Regions from separate parts of the Homo sapiens genome. Here region 1 is linked to region 2. Evidence: chromatin contacts called from ENCODE Hi-C or POLR2A ChIA-PET data. All regions are on one chromosome and are shown on one strand. Each heading gives the region's core, a stretch centred on a gene start or an enhancer-like site at or near the end of the contact. The rest is flanking DNA. Distances are from core to core; before and after follow the strand shown.

Evidence for each region. A loop is a pair of places that touch in the nucleus more often than their neighbours do. ChIA-PET counts read pairs that join two places held with the same protein, here RNA polymerase II (POLR2A). Pooled maps may share reads with other maps.
Region 1: a pooled map shows a loop between it and region 2 (2.4-fold over the local background). The contact joins the promoter of ATOX1 here to the enhancer-like site in region 2. A Hi-C loop is called at or near these places in 1 of 50 pooled maps. POLR2A ChIA-PET finds 5 or more read pairs at or near these places in 3 of 52 experiments (B cell, activated CD4-positive, alpha-beta T cell and naive thymus-derived CD8-positive, alpha-beta T cell).

The regions. Positions count from the first base shown.
Region 1 is chr5:151,756,631-151,762,052 of GRCh38, reverse strand. It overlaps ATOX1 (antioxidant 1 copper chaperone), which reads left to right and starts at 3,422. Exons shown (of 4, transcript NM_004045.4): 1 at 3,422-3,507. The coding sequence starts at 3,502. It overlaps ATOX1-AS1 (ATOX1 antisense RNA 1), which reads right to left. Exons shown (of 4, transcript XR_007059008.1): 3 at 4,982-5,115; 4 at 3,693-3,764. RefSeq lists a silencer at 3,234-3,483 and an enhancer at 4,254-4,383.
Region 2 is chr5:151,193,182-151,198,544 of GRCh38, reverse strand. All of the region lies in intron 4 of CCDC69 (coiled-coil domain containing 69), which reads left to right. Among named protein-coding and RNA genes, the nearest start is that of CCDC69, 28 kb to the left of the region's middle. Within about 2 kb of position 1,869, at least 7 of the 41 ENCODE cell types and tissues checked have a DNase peak (open chromatin) inside an H3K27ac peak, as active enhancers do; they include B cell, where a contact is called at or near this core.

The DNA of each region.
Region 1 (5,422 bases), core at 2,173-4,672, 560 kb before region 2:
TATTTAGAATTTTTATTTTTAAAAATGCTTTTCCTAGTCTTGTAATAAGAAAGCAACTAATTTTACATGTCAGTCTAGAAATAAATAAATTTATTTATTTATTTTTATTTTGAGACAGGGTCTTGCTCTGTCACACAGGCTGGAGTGTGGTGGCACGATCACGGCTCAGTGCAGCCTTGACCTCCTGGGCTCAAGTGATCTTCCCACCTCCGCCTCCCAAGTAGCTGGGACTACAGGTGCACAACACCATGTCCAACTAATTTTTAAATTTTTTGTAGAGACAAAATCTCGCTATATTGCCAGGCTGGACTTGAAGCAATTCTCCTGCCTGGGACTCCTAAAGTGTTGGGATTACAAGCATGAGCCACCATGCCCTATTTTTAATTGTGGTAAAACATACAGAACATAAAATTCCTCTTTCTAACCATTTTTAAGTGTATAATTCAGTGGCATTAAATATATTCACAATGTTGTACAAGCATACTCAGAGTTCTTAACTGTTGTCAACTAATCAAAAAATATTTTGAATACTTTAGGGACTGAATAAAATGTGTCTGTAGACCCAGTTCTGCCAGCATGTGGCTCTGCAGGACACCATGCTCCCTCTCCCAAGCCTGCAGTCCACGCTCCCTCAGCTTCCACTTCATAGCCCTTCTCTTCTCATGCATGCCTTGGCTGCTCTGAGGGCCCTTTCAGCTCAGAATCTTTGGTCCCAGATAAAGGGTCCGTTGGTGGATAAAGCAGTGAGGCAAGTGGTGTATACCTGTGTTATGATACAAAAAACAGACACTTGGTTTCCTGCGGTGGGGATATCGGGGAGCAGGCAGCAGCTACAAAACCTTTCTTTGCAAAGAATTAAACTCCTCAGCATCTGTCAAAGAAAGGGTCATCCCAGGAGGCTGGGTCTAGAAGTAGATTACACCAGGAAGAACCCACCATCTATACATGCCTACAGTGTGCACATTCCTATCCTTGCAACAACACTTTCAGCCAGAAAGCAGGGATTCTATATGCCCATTTCCCAGGCTCACTGGCTTAGTGATGGCTCATTGCCTGTAATCCCAGCACTTTGGGAGGCCAAAGTGGGCAGATCACGAGGTCAGGAATTCGAGACCAGCCTGGCCAACATGGTGAAACTCTGTCTCTACTAAAAATACTAAAAATACAAAAATTAGCCGGGCATGGTGGTGGGCGCCTATAATCCCAGCTACTTGGGAGGCTGAGGCAGGAGAGTTGCTTGAACCCAGGAGGCGGACGTTGCAGTGAGCCAAGATCACGTCACTGCACTCCAGCCTGGGCGACAGAGCAAGACTCCATCTCGGGGAAAAAAAAAAAAAAAGCTAAGAAAGAAAAGGGTTGATATGTACTATTAAGGAATAATCTTTTTTTTTTTTTTTTTTTAAATACAGGGTCATATTCTGTCACCCAGGCTGGAGTGCAGTGGTGTACTTATGGCTCAATGCAGCCTTGACCTCCTGAGCTCAAGTGATGCTCCCACCTCAGTCTCCTGAGTAGCTGGGACCACAGGCATATGCCACCACACCCGGCTAATTTTTGTATTTTTTGTAGAGCCAGGGTTTCACCATGTTTCTTAGTCTGGTCTCAAACTCCTGGGCTCAAGTGATCCTCCCACTTAGGCCTCTCAAAGCAATGCGATTACAGGTATGAGCCACTGCATCTGGCCCAGGAATAATCTCTAAGATATTTTATAAAGTGAGAAAAGCAGGATGCAAAACTGTGTATACTATGCCTTTTGTTTAAGAAGGAGAGGTCAGGGTAGGAGGAAGACCTACTTTTCACTGTACGCTACTTTGTGTTATTTGAAAATTAAACAGTAGGTACATTGGGATTCCACCTGCAAATCCTACACTTATCCAAGATAACTTCTAGTAACATTGGCTGTGGTTCATTTCATGCTTATTTTAATGTAAATACACGGAATGTATGTATATATTTATGCAGGAACTACAGTCTGGCATATTTTCTTCTCCTCTTTAATAGGTCTTTATTTGTGATCTTTAACAGATCTTTATAAAGCTGTCTTCTCTTTAAATTGCTGTCTCTAGGCTTAGCCATCCCCCCAACCCATACCCCTAATTCTCTAAAACATGCCGTGGGTGGTTCGCCCTGTGTACTGTTGCTTTGGGAAGGATTTCCTTCCCTCATGTCCACTCTCCGCCTTCCCTCATGGCAATCTAGCTATCCCTAGCCCCAGGGCACAGTTGTACCCAGGACTACCAAGATGCTAAGCCTTGCCCGTACAGGACCTAATGTGCCAGTACCCTCTTTCCCTCTCCTCCTCGCCCCCTTCCCTTCCATCTTTAGGGAATTCCTGGCAGGTTGGGTAGGGGATGAATGGTTAAGGGGTATTTTGTGAGCAGCGGAAGACCCAGTGCCAGGGAGGCCAACAGAGGGCCTAGCAATTAGAGAATACTTATATATATTTTTGGTGCCTACCATGTGCCAAGCAATGTATTAAGAAGTTTGCACACATTACATGTATTCCAACAATACTGCAAAGTAGGTTTCTTGGAGGGAACCATGTGTCGTTGTTTGCCTGAAACAGTCATGGTGTTTGCCTGTTGTCCTGGCAAAATTATTAATAGCATCTCCTTTCTCTAGCAAAAGGTTCAGATAAAAAATTGTATAGTGACCTTAACTGTCCCCATCTTATACGTGAGGATATTGAGGCTTAGAGAGGTAAGTTCATCTGCCCAGGGTCACATGGCTAATAAATGATAGGGCTGAGATTAAAACTCTAGTCAGTATGGCTCTGCTAGGGACTGAACTCTGACATGGACATGAATTGTGTCCCCGCAAATTCCTATGTTGATACCCTAACCCCCAATGCGACTGTATTTAGAGACAAAGCCTGTAACAGGGCGATAAAGGCTAACCGAGGTCCAGATTATTGCCTTCTCCCCAGGCCGCCTCTCTTCCACAACCGCCCCCACCCCACTGCAGTCAGGGCCCTTCCTCCTCTGTCACAACAGCTCTGCTAACCCTGCACTATCACTGCCTGCGTCCTTCGCAGCCTCCTGCTGCTGCTCTTCCACCGCTGCGTCCTCGTTGGCTGGCGCTTAATAAAAATTGACTCGGTGAATAAATGAGTGAAACTGTCCTTTTAGGGATGGATGGATGATGTCCTGTTCAAGGCGGTGCCCTTCTCTGGCATTCCCTAACACAAGCTTGACCCGAAGTAGGCGTTCTGAAAAAGGCCGACAGTCGATGGAGGCCAACGCAGCGCCCCTCTCACCTCCTCTCTCCGTCCAGGCCGGGTGACCACGGGCCCGGCCCGCAGAAAGGAGGCGGCGCGGCCGGCAGGGATCAGGACTGGAGGGGGCGGAGCCTCCCTCGCGGCCGGGCCCGGAGTGGGAGGGGCCTCCGGGACCAGGCCTCTAGTGCGCACTCTCGGAAGCGCAGCCGAACCCGCCCTCCGAATCCAGAGAGGCGCTGCTGACACCGCCGCCACACCGCCGCCACACCGCCGCTGCCTCAGTCATGCCGGTGAGTGGTTGCGCCGTCCCCGCCACGCAGACTTGCAGTCCCGGGTTGCTTCTCGGCTGCACAGCCGCTTGACCGGATGCTGATCTTGAAGGGCTCAGGCGGCGGCCGGAGCCGCTGTTGTCCCCTAGCTTACCCCACCCAGCCCCCAGCTTTTGCGACCCTTCAGAAAATGGGATCCGAAGGGAGTTTAATCTGGGAGCCAGGCTTCAAAACGTCGGAGCTGGAAGGCCTCCAGGGGCGACAAGCCCACACCTTCCCTGCGTACACAGAGAAACAGAACCAGAGAGGGGGCAGGGGATGGGGGAGTTGGTGGCCAGCGGGAACTGAGACGCCTAGTCCCTGAGCCTTCCTCCTGGCTGCCCTGCCCGCGGAGCTGGCCTGAAGGAGGGCGGTGGGGAGGCTCTGGACAAGGGAGTGGACCCGGTTATTTCCTCACGGACCGGGCAGGTTTTCAGAGGTTCATGCTTTTCTTAATTTCCCTGCCCACTCTGGCCTACTTTTCAGATCAACTCTGGGCGACACTGAATGGAGACACTTTCTCAGCCTGAACCCATGAGCCCCAGAGAGGTTCAGGAACCCCCCCGCACAGTCACCAGTTGCTCAGTGGCTGTGTCTGGGAAGTCAGTCTTAGCCTGCCTTTGCAGATCACTCAGTCTTATCACATATATTGTTGCTCGTGGCCTCGTTTTTTATATAAAGAATTGAGGCCTTTGGCAGATAAAAATATAAAAAGCCCAGTAACTTATTCCAGGTCGTGTTGAAGTTGGCAGAGCCAGGATTCAGCTCCTTATCCTTAGGCTCCCCATCTCTCCAGGCCTGACCACATGGGAGGTGCCAGGCAAAAGCAGTCACACCGGCTTGGGAAGATGCTCTGATCTCAGTTGCATCTTGGTTAGGGTCATGTGGTGTTTAGCATTTTCTTCAGGGTGCCTAATTCATGGCTCTGGGCCAGGTGGATACCCAGAGGTATCCCACAGTTGCCATGTGTCTTTGCATCCTGTCTTTAGGGAGCTGGCAGGTGAGCCTGAGGCCTCCTGGGCAGAGCCACTGACATCTCAGGTGTCATTTCCTGTGGGTCTTGCCAGGTGCCTTGAGACAAATCCTCCAACAACAAAGTATGGATAAGGAATCTGATAGAATCAGCCCTACCAGTTGGGCAAGTCAGCCTGTGGCAATGGTAGAAGACAGTATTAATTGCCCTGGGGCTTGGGGAGTGAAGGCCACCAGGATTTTTTGTGGGGGGTGGCAATGAGGAAAAGGCTAGCTTGATCATCACTGTATTCTGTATCTTCTGGGGATTTTGACAAAAAACCCTCTGGAGCAGATGATGGGAATGAGGAGGGCACTTGGCACCATGTACCACAAGATAACAGCTGAAGGAAAGAGGGTGTTAGTCAAGGGATTTCCTCAAAACTGGAAAGGGAAGAAAAAAATATATCTATATACACATACTGGAAGGGGAAGAGTGTGTTACCTGAGAGTTTTCTCAGACAAATGCCCGAGAGCACAGGGTTTGGAATCCCAGAAACCTCTGAAAATCTGTGCCCCAGCTTGCCAACTGGGTGACCTCAGGCAAGTTGCTTTATCTCACTGCCTTGATTTCCTCATCTGTAAGATAGGGACAAAAACTTTGACCTCACAGGACTGTTGTTAGTATTAACTGGAAAAATGCCAGTAAAATATGTCACACAGCCACTGATATATCTAGTCCCCAAGAAATGGTAGCTCCTGTGTAGACGTAGGACAGGTGGGCTAGAGCTATAGGCAGGTGAGGCCGGGCATGGTGGCTCACGCCTGTAATCCCAGCACTTTGGGAGGCCCAGGCGGGCAGATCACTTTAATGCAGGAGCTTGAGACCAACTTTGGCAACATGATGAAACCCTGGCTCTACAAAAAATACAAAAAATTAGCCAGA
Region 2 (5,363 bases), core at 620-3,119:
TTACAGCACAGTGGTTAACGTCTCATTCTTGGCTGGGCATTGTGGCTCACGCCTGTATTCCTGGCACTTTGAGAGTCCAAGGTGGATAGATTGCTTGAGCCCAGGAGTTCAAGACTAACCTGGGCAACATAGCAAGATGCTGTCACTATTAAAAATAAATAGATAGATAGATAGATATCAAACTTTCCAGTTTGGTAAGATAGATAGATAGATAGATAGATAGATAGATAGATAGATAGATAGATAGATAGATCAATCTCATTCTCTAGAGCTCCAGTCCCTGGGTCTAAACTTCAGCCCCACTGCTTACCAGCTCTGTAACCTTGAAGAAGTTACTTTACCTCCCTAATAGGTTGTTTGTAAGAATTAAACAATTTAATGATAGATAGACCGAGATAGAATTTAGAACAGTGCAAGTTACTTAGCAATAATTCTTAGCACTGATTTTATTATTGAGAAAATTTAAATCATAATTCCACCCAGAGTTAGCCACTGTTACCCCTTTGAAATAGATTCCTTCCATTTCTTTTTCTGTAATATACATAGAATATACATCTATACACACACACTTTGGGGTGAGGAAGTGAATTATTTTTTCCACTTTGTGTTGCATTAGCATCCTGTCATTAAACTCTTCTATACCAAGAGTTTTAGTAACTACATAGCATTCCAATATGCACCCTTGTTCATTTAACTGAGTCCCTTTGTTAGGCATTTAGGTAATTTCAAGATTTTTCTCATTGTCTATAACAGCAATGATACTTACATAATCAACCCCGGTTTTATAACATCTTTGTCACATTCATGATTTCAGCATTAGAATAACATCCTAATAGAATTGGTGTGGTAAAGTTTATGTATATCTATTTTTTATTTTGGTAAAATAGACATAAGATTTACCATTAGTGACATTTAATACATTCACAGTGCCATCACCCCAAAAGGAAACTCCCACCCACCGAGCAGGCACTTTTTTTGTTTGTTTTGTTTTTGTTTTTTTTGTTTTGTTTGTTTGTTTGTTTGAGACAGGGTCTCGCTCTGTTGCCCAGGCTGGAGTACAGTGGCACGATCTCGGCTCACTTCAACCTCCGCCTCTTGGGCTCAAGCAGTCCTTGCCCCTCAGCCTTCTGAGTAGCTACAGGCGCGTGCCACCATGCCCAGCTAATTTTTATATTTTTTTGTAGAGATGGGGTTTTGCCATGTTTCCCAGGCAGATCTCAAACTCCTGGGCTCAAGTGATCCGCCCACCTCGGCCTCCCAAAGTGCTGGGATTACAGGCATGAGCCATTGTGCCCAGCCTAAGCAGTCACTTCTTATCTTACCACTAGCCCCTGGCAACCACCAATCCACTGTCTGTCTCTATGGCCTTGTCCATTCTGGACACGCATATAAACGGGATTGTATAACCCACATGATCACCCACATCTGACTTCTTTCACCTTGGAATGTTTTCACCTTGAAATGTTTCCAGGGCTCATCTGTGTTGCAGCATGCATCTACACTTTGTTTCTTTTTACGGCTGGGTAATTTGCCATTGCACAGACACACCACACTCTACCCATTCATCATCAGTTGATGGACACCTAGGCTGCCTCCACCATTTAGCCACTGTAAATAGTGCCACTAGTACAGGCACCTACTTGAACAGCTGTTTTCAGTTCCCCCTGGGTGTACACCCAGGAGAATTGCTGGGTCATACGATCATTCTGTGCTTAACTTTTTGAACAACTGCCAAACTGTTTTCCACAGGGGCTGTACCACTTTATGTTCCCATCAGCAACCCACAAGAGTTCCAATGGTGGCACATCCTTTTCAACACTTGTTATTTTCTGCAACACCTGTTGCTATCCTAGTGCACATAAAGTGGTTTCGCATTGTGGTTGTGATTTGCATTTCCCTAATGCCTAATTCTGTTGAGCATCTTTTCATGTGCTTCTTGGTGACTTGTGTATCTTCTCTGGAGAAGGTTATGTATATTACTGATGTTACTGAAATTGACCTTGAAAATGCTTTACTGATTTTTCCTTTCATCATGAGTATTCGCATGGCCTTTCCCCAGAATTATTTATCTTCTTAAAACATGGCTGTGGCTGGGTGCAGTGGCTCACACCTGTAATACCAGCACTTTGGGAGGCCGAGGCGGGTGTATCACAAGGTCAGGAGTTCGAGACCAGCCTGGCCAACATGATGAAACCCCGTCTCTACTAAAAAATAAAATTAGTCTGGTGTGGTGGTGTGCACCTATAATCCCAGCTACTCAGGATACTGAGGAGGCTGAGGCAGGAGAATTGCTTGAACCCGGGAGGCAGAGGTTGCAGTGAGCCAAGATCTCACCACTGTACTCCAGCCTGGGTGACAGAGCAAGACTCCATCTAAAAAACAAAACAAAACAACAAAACACATGGTTGTGATTATTTTGTACGTAAAAGTGTATATCCTGTTCTTTTCATTTAACATTGTATCAAATATGTTTCCAAGTAATTATGCTGCTACTAAAATGTTTATAAAGGCAAGACCGTAAAGTACATGGCTTTCCTTATTTCTTGTGAGTCTAGACCTCTAGATCTCAAAACAGCTTTTGCATAATGTTGCCGGTATTTCACATTATGTCCTTAGATTTACCCAGATGGAATAACTAGAACAGAGGTCTGAATGATTTTAAGAATCTTGAAACATATTGCAACATTAGCACACATTATTGCAAACATTGTGAAATGGAATTAAAGTCCTTGCCTGGAAATTGAAGAATTGTGGTTTTGTGGGTGTGGGTGTGTGTGGGTGTGTGTGTGGGTGTGAGTGTGCGTGTTTTTTTTTTTTTTTTTTTTTGAGATGGAGTCTCACTCTGTCCCCCAGGCTGGAGTGCAGTGGCATGATCTCGGTTCACTGTAACCTCCGCCTCCCGGGTTCAAGTGATTCTTCTGCCTCAGCCTCCCGAGTAGCTGGGATTACAGGCACCTGCAACCACGCCTGGCTAATTTTTGTATTTTTAGTAGAGACAGGGTTTCACCATGTTGGCCAGGCTGGTCCCGAATTCCTGACCTCATAATCCGCCTGCCTCGGCCTCCTAAAGTGCTGAGATTACAGGCGTGAGCCACCTCGCCCAGCCGAAGAATTGTGTTTTAATAATACCATACCCTGTTGAACTGGGGCTATCACTCAACCTCCTTGAATCTTGGTTCAGTTTCTCTATCTCTAAAATCTACCTTCTGTACCTCACAAGACTTTATGGGAAAACAACTTTATTCTCCAAGCATTGCTTTGATATTATTTTTAGCGTTACAAATATATTAATAAGAAGAATTTCCTACTGTAACACCCAGGGGAGAAGAGATTGCCTGTCTTGAGTTTTTCCCATTAGTCAGAATTCTTCTATAGTTATTTTTAAATTGTTTGGCACATACTAAGTGCTACATAAGTCTATAATGAATGAATGAAAGCACAGGATGGTGGAAATATATGACATTTTATATGTATGGGGAGAGGTACACAGATAACCAGGAGAGACTAGTGGTGATTTTCCACATTCGATGACCCTTTGCTGTCTTTTTTTTATTTTTTAAATTATCATATAGTAAAATTGACTCTTTTTGAGGGGATGTGCATTTTCATAAATTCTAATGCATGTATAGATTCTTTTTTTTTTTTTTTTTTTTGAGATGGAGGCTCGCCCTGTCACCCAGGCTGGAGTGCAGTGGCGTGATCTCGGCTCACTGCAACCTCCGCCTCCCGGGTTCAAGCAATTCTTTGCCTGAGCCTCCCGAGTAACTGGGATTACAGGCACGTGCCACTATGCCCAGCTAATTTTTGTATTTTTAGTAGAGACAGTGTTTCACCATCTTGGTCAGGCTGGTCTTCAACTCCTGACCTCGTGATCCACCCGCCTTGGCCTCCCAAAGTACTGGGATTACAGGTGTAAGCCACCGCGCCCTGCCGCATGTATAGATTCTTGTAACCATCGCCACAATCAGGATACACAACAGTTTTATCACTCCCAAAAAGCCGTCTCAAAATACCCTTGTATTCACATCCTTCTCCCACCCTAACCCCTGGCAATTACTGATCTGTTCTCCATCTCTGTAGCTTTGTCTTTTCTAGGCTATTACATAAATGAAATAATACAATATGATTTTTTATATTGGCTTCCTTCATGCATCACGATGCCTTTGACATTCATTCCAATTGTTGCATATCTCAATAATTCATACATTTTCATTGTGGAGTTATATTCCATTGTTTACTCATTCACTGTTGCAGGACATTTGAGGCAATTATGAATAGAGCTGTTCTAACATTCATGTGCAGGCTTTGTGTGGACATAGGTTTTCATTTATCTTGGGTGAATACACAGGAGTGGGATAGGTCATATGATAAATGTATGTTTAGCTTTATGAGAAACAGCTAAACTGTCTTCCAGAGTGACCACTATTTTATATCACCATCTGTGATGTATGAGTTATACCGTTGCTACTTCATGCCAATACTTGCTGTCACTGGTTTTTTATTTTAGCTGTTCTAATAGGTGTGCAGTAATCTTCACCATAGGTTTAATTTACATTTCAATAACAACTCATGTGCTTATTTGCTGTCTACATATCCTCTTTGGTCAAATGTGTGTTCAGGTCTTTTTCCCATTTAAATTAACTTGCTTGTCCTTACTGTGGAGTTTTGAGATATCTTTATATATTTTGGACAAGAGTTCTTTGTATTTGCACATATTTTCTCCTAGCCAGTGGGGTGATTTTTTTCATTCTGTTAATAATGTCTTTCACAAAGCCAAGCTTTTAATTTTGATAAAGTCCAATTTATTTTTTTCTTTGATTATACTTCTTATGTCATGTCTGTGAACTCTTTGCTAAACCCCAGGTAACAAAGATTTTCTTCAATGTTTTCTTCCAAAGCCTTATGGTTTTATATTTAGATCTAAGATCCATATAATCATGTGGTCTTTCTTTCTCTCTCTCTTTCTTCTTTCTTCCTCTTTTTTCCCTCTCCTCTCCTCTCCTGTCTTCTTTTTTCTTTTCTTTTCTTTCCAACAGGATGTCACTCTGATGCCCAGGCTGGAGTGCAGTGGTGCTATCTTGGTTCACTGCAGCCTCCACCTCTGGGGCTCAGGTGATCCTCCCACTACAGCCTCCCAAGTAGTTGGGACTATAGTGCACATCACCATGCCTAGCTAATTTTTTTTTTTTTTTTTTTTTTTTTGTAGAAATGAGTTTTTGCCATGTTGCCCAGCCTGGTCTCAAACTCAAATGAACCACTGGCCTTTCCCTCCCAAAGTGCTGGGATTGCAGGTGTGAGCCACCGCATCTGGCCTGGTTTTTCTTTAGATGGTTAATATAGTGGATTACATTTGTTTGAGTTTT